Linked DNA regions of Homo sapiens: region 1 is linked to region 2. Evidence: read pairs that join two places in POLR2A ChIA-PET (ENCODE). Cell type or tissue: GM12878. All regions are shown on one strand.

Region 1 (2,500 bases), 110 kb after region 2:
CCCAATTAAATAGCCTAGTTTATATTTTGTTCAGTTATGCCTTCACCTATTATGAGAAAATTCCTGTAAAGTATTATGACTCATCCTATGTTTAAATATATTTCCACATTTATCTTTAATAGAATTTCAAACTAACATGCATTTTTAAGGTATATGCTACATGCCCTCAGAGAAACTGGTAAGACAAGATGGTCTTCTTCATATCTTCAAATTTCTTAAAAATAAAAAAAAAAAATTACCATGTGGCTTGGATCAAGATGGAGCTCATCTTTGACCATATTGTTTAAAGAAACAACATAATGTTAGTTGCTCTAGTTTTAAATCTCATAGAAATAGTCTCTTAATTTGTCATGAGAGTAGTGTACCCTCAAACGCATTGTTGTCTCTTACTAAGGAATTTATTATCACAATCACATCGTTTCTTTAAATTGACAACTGATCAGTGATTTCATAAGCTAAAGTATTTTCTAATGTACTGTAGCATTTGTCATCACTTACTCTCTTTTATAATACACCAGTTTCTATTTTGTTTTATTTAAATTATCTTCCCTTCTTCTTTTGAGTGTTGTGGTCTGCTCTTTCTTGTCTTTCTTATAATTCTTTTTCCCTCAATCCTTCATCCATTTGCTTCCATATTACTTCACTTTTTTTTTTTGTAATGACTTCCAGAAAAAAAGTACATAAATAACTTCTTCAGTGTATGTATCATGCAAAATGTTTTGTATAAGATGGGATAGCTGCAAGTTATACACCTTTGGATATTAATAGTAGTGATAGTTTTGTGGAATGATTGAGGACAAAAATTTCTGAAAATTAGGTACTTGGCCAGAAGATTATGATAATCGGTTGTTTTCCTATTTACATTATTTTAAAACCAGACCAGCTGGACACGGTGGCTCACGCCTGTAGTCTCAGCACTTTGGGAGGCCGAGACGGGCAGATCACGAGGCCAGGAGATCGAGACCATCCTGGCTAACACGGTGAAACCCCGTCTCTACTCAAAATACAAAAAAATTAGCTGGGCGTGGTGGCAGGCCCCTGTAGTTCCAGCTACGGGAGGCTGAGGCAGGAGAACGGCGTGCATCTGGGAGGCGGAGCTTGTAGTGAACAGAGATCCTGCCACTGCACTCCAGCCTGGGTGACAGAGTGAGACTCTGTCTCAAAAAAGAAAAGAAAAGAAAAGAAAACAAAACAAAACAGACCACCATGACTTTTTTTTTTTTTTTAAGGATAGAAACATTGAATTAAATTATGCTGGTTTAGAAATTGAATCCAGTGCAGCTCATTCATAATAGTGATGGTGCATTAAATGTAGTATAATTTGTCTTGCAGGCTTCTCATGAGAAGGAACTATTTTAAACTGATTGTAGACCTGGCACCTGGCCCACTTTCTGGGTGATCTCCCAAGTGTGAACTTTCCCTACCCTTAGCCCCTCCTTTCCTTCCTGGAGGTGGCTGATAGAGGTGGATTATACTGATAATTACACAAGCAGTGTCAGTTGCACACATGATTTGCATAACTGTGCTGTGCTGATTTCATCCATCAAATTCTGATACTGATGCCTTTGGTGCCTCACTGTATGCTTTGCAATAAACACTGAAGAAAGGAGATGGGATTAATATTTTCATTCTTGACTCTTAAAACACACACTTGAGGTCCTACTCATTGAAATTTACCTAGAAGGTAAAAGCCACTTTCAGTCAGGCCGGCTGTAAGACAGCCCATTTGATTTCCACCAGGTAGAACGCCTCTTTCCCCCTACCCCAGACCAATAACCATTATGTATCTACTCTTCGTTATTGTTTCTAATAAAAGAAAGTAAAACTTTTAATAGCATATACAATCACATCTTTTATGAATTGTAGTAGTCATGCTTCTTTCAGACCCTATTTCTAGAAGGAATTAATAAGCCTTTCTTTTATAATTCTATGCAGCTCTTTTCACTTTGGTGCAAGTCATTTAGAAGATCAATTTATTGTAGGAAGCTTTCCTTCCTCCTTTATTATCAGGAGTTCTAAAGAAATGGACAAGATTCTTAGCTGCTTTCTCATTGTTCTGAATAATCTACACTGTCCTCATTCCAAAGCTTGCTACCACAGTTTTGTACCCTGCATGGATTTAGTGTGGACAGTCTTAACTTTGGCCATTTCACATTTTCCCTTCCACACCATGAGTCTGCAGGCCTGGCATGTTTGGAACTCCACAACAGAAGTGGAGAGGCTGCACGCAAACTTTATTACTCACCTAGTATCCAGAAGGGCATGACACACTGGGACTTGTGTGTGTGTGTGTGTGGTGTGTTTTGTTTGGATGTTTTTTTCTAACCTAACCTTTACCATTTCTTTCAATTTTTCCTACTTGATCTGTGTATGTGAGTCAAAGAAACCTGTTCATCCACAGCCTATACTATCTTGCCAAATACTGTAAGAAAACTCTCAAATGGTAGAAAATCAGACAAATAAGAAAGATAAAAACCAAGTATCATTCATCATAAGCATG
Region 2 (2,500 bases):
CAAGTCAGGGAGTTGGCCAACTGCTGTAGAAATCTTCAAGACACCGTTGGGCACTAAGTTTTTTGTTTTGTTTTGTTTTCTTATGTTTGTTTGTCCTCCCCCTCCCTATTAGAACATGATGAACCAACTTGCAACAATTGTGAATAGAGCTATCTGTATACTGGGGAAGTCCTCAAACTGCAGTGTGATTGTGGGAAGTAGTGAATGGTAAAACACTTAAATCCCAGTTAAAGCTGACACATTTGAGCTATACCCCCTATTTTTTCTTAAACCCAATAAATTTTGATTAAGAGAGTCATTCCCTTTTTGCTCTAGCCCATCTCACAGCACACTTATCTTTCCTATCCTATCTCCAGCAGGAATCAGATCATTTGCAGAAAGAGTTCAGTGACTTGCAAATGAGCACATACAGTACACTGTGTATGTTTCTGGGCACAGGTGGCAGCAGCAACATGGACTAACTGCTTGGAGCTTCAAATAAGTTAAGAATTTAATGGCAGATACTGAAAGGAATCATTGTATTAAGGGTATAATCTTTTGTTTTGCAGCATTGCACTTTGACTATGGAAACAGAGGCTATTGATGGCTATATAACGTGTAAGTATTAGTTTTCATTGATTTGTTATTGGTAATAAAGTTGCCTTTGTATTACCTGTGTTTTAATTCCTGGATTATGAAACTTTATTGAGAATTCTGTACTCTTTTTTCTCTCTGTTCACAATTTCACCTTTGAATGAGTTTGAGAAAATGACAGCACTGAAGTGAAATAAGAAGGAAATATAGAAACATACTAAGTTAAGTAGTGTACTTAAATCAATAGTAGCTAGCAGTTCAACACTTTCCTACTTTTTATAATTTACTTTGTTGTAAGTTGAGAATAGGCCAGGTTTCATATATGTCTATTAATATGGTGTGTACTAAATATTTACTTCTCTGTAACCTAATTTTTCAGACATATTATGTGAAAGAGAATTAGCTTTCCTAACTTGACATTTCTTTAGCTACCTGTCTTTTCCATCCTCTCTCTGATAGCCAGCATTTTGGAAAATGCTCATTATAAATTCTGTGTGCTTAACAATTAAATTAGATGTTAAAAGAAAAGTTATTTCTTTCAACTGAAAGATACTTTAGAAATCAACAACTTATGTATTGAGATAATAAAGTTTTGTTAATTTTTTTTATTGTGGGTTGATTATGGCTTCTCATCATTTCATTCAACTGTATATTTCTAAATGATATTTCCTTATAGTTTCTAAGGGAAAAATGTATTACCTTACAGTTTGAAGGCTATGCATGCCATTGCGTGTATAAAGCAAAGTTAGTAATTACATCTTATGTGACAATGAATAGAAACCAAAAGATTATATTTTGTGAAAGCAGGTGACAATGAGCTTTCACCCGAAAGGGAGCACTCCAATATGGCAATTGACCTCACCTCAAGCACACCCAATGGACAGCATGCCTCACCAAGTCACATGACAAGCAGTAAGTCTTCATTTTATGATTTTTTTTTGTGTGTGTGTGTCTCTCCAGCAACAGACTTTAATTTGTTAGGTCTGTGGGGTCCTCTCACATTGTGGTATAGCTACTGTTATAGATTTTGCTAAAGAAAGAACAACACAGATTTATTCCTGTTCATTCTAGTATTATAAAACATGAGCCTGCTTACTAGTCTGAACTATCCCAAGGTGGCATTTGGGAGCTGGTGCTTACCTGTATCAGGTAAGAAAGGTTAGAATTTGCTGGTTGTTGTTTTGACTTGCCAGGTTTATGACTGGATTTTTTGTTGTTGTTGGGTAAAAAATGTGGAAACGTCACTTCCAAAGGACTCTTCACAGTTAAAAAATGAAATAATTTTATGTTGCCTTGGTAGAAAGCTAAACCGTCAGTGATAAAATTACAGTGTTACTTGCTTTTAAAAAATGTGAAAGTTTCTTCTCCAAAGCATTGGAAGTGAAGTGTAATTGAAAATTTATAGAACTCATTTATATCCATTTCTGTAGCAAAGTTGAAAGGCTTTTGTCCAGAGAAGAACTGATAAAATTTGGAAAGATGTTTTGAATTTGTAGGAAAAGACAGTTTTGGCTACTGTTTTTGATAAAGGGTCATTTACTGATGTAATATACATTGTTTTTATGTAATAAGATGCAACTTACATGCTGTCAGTGACAGAAGACAAAATACTTTATTAAGAATATGGTTGCTTTTTTCTTAATTATAATATTTTATCAGTTTAGTTATCAAGTGCAAGTGCTTTATTACTCTTACTCAAAAGTAATTTGAAATCTTGTTTTCTTTATACTTTAGATTTATATTTTATTCTTACATGTTATAGAAAGGACATTGGACTTACATGTAAATATAATTAAATTTACAAGTTTTCTGTTTTGGCAATATGTGAAGGAAAGGCATTCTCTTTCCTTCCCCCCCCCCGAAGATTTAATAACTAAGAAAAGTGAATCATGTACTTAATTATGAGCATATTTGTAAATGTATTCTG

The links. Peaks named below come from ENCODE experiments on the same cell type or tissue, not always from the same donor. Only the 100,000 strongest peaks of a DNase experiment are listed, where the experiment ranks them.
Region 1: POLR2A ChIA-PET joins it to region 2 with 16 read pairs; 8 of 35 experiments call an interaction of 5 or more read pairs at or near these places.

Annotation. Positions count from the first base shown.
Region 1 is chr2:213,036,740-213,039,239 of GRCh38, reverse strand. All of the region lies in intron 6 of IKZF2 (IKAROS family zinc finger 2), which reads left to right. Among named protein-coding and RNA genes, the nearest start is that of MIR4776-2, 110 kb to the right of the region's middle. RefSeq lists an enhancer at 1,088-1,357. In GM12878, no CTCF peak of the experiment used is centred here; a DNase peak (open chromatin) is centred at 1,449; H3K4me3 peaks cover 1,120 bases; H3K27ac peaks cover 2,022 bases.
Region 2 is chr2:213,146,693-213,149,192 of GRCh38, reverse strand. IKZF2 (IKAROS family zinc finger 2) reads left to right here. Exons shown (of 9, transcript NM_001387220.1): 3 at 549-597; 4 at 1,381-1,485. The coding sequence starts at 564. Among named protein-coding and RNA genes, the nearest start is that of IKZF2, 3.7 kb to the left of the region's middle. RefSeq lists an enhancer at 1,658-1,707. In GM12878, no CTCF peak of the experiment used is centred here; a DNase peak (open chromatin) is centred at 1,426; H3K4me3 peaks cover 2,183 bases; H3K27ac peaks cover 1,842 bases.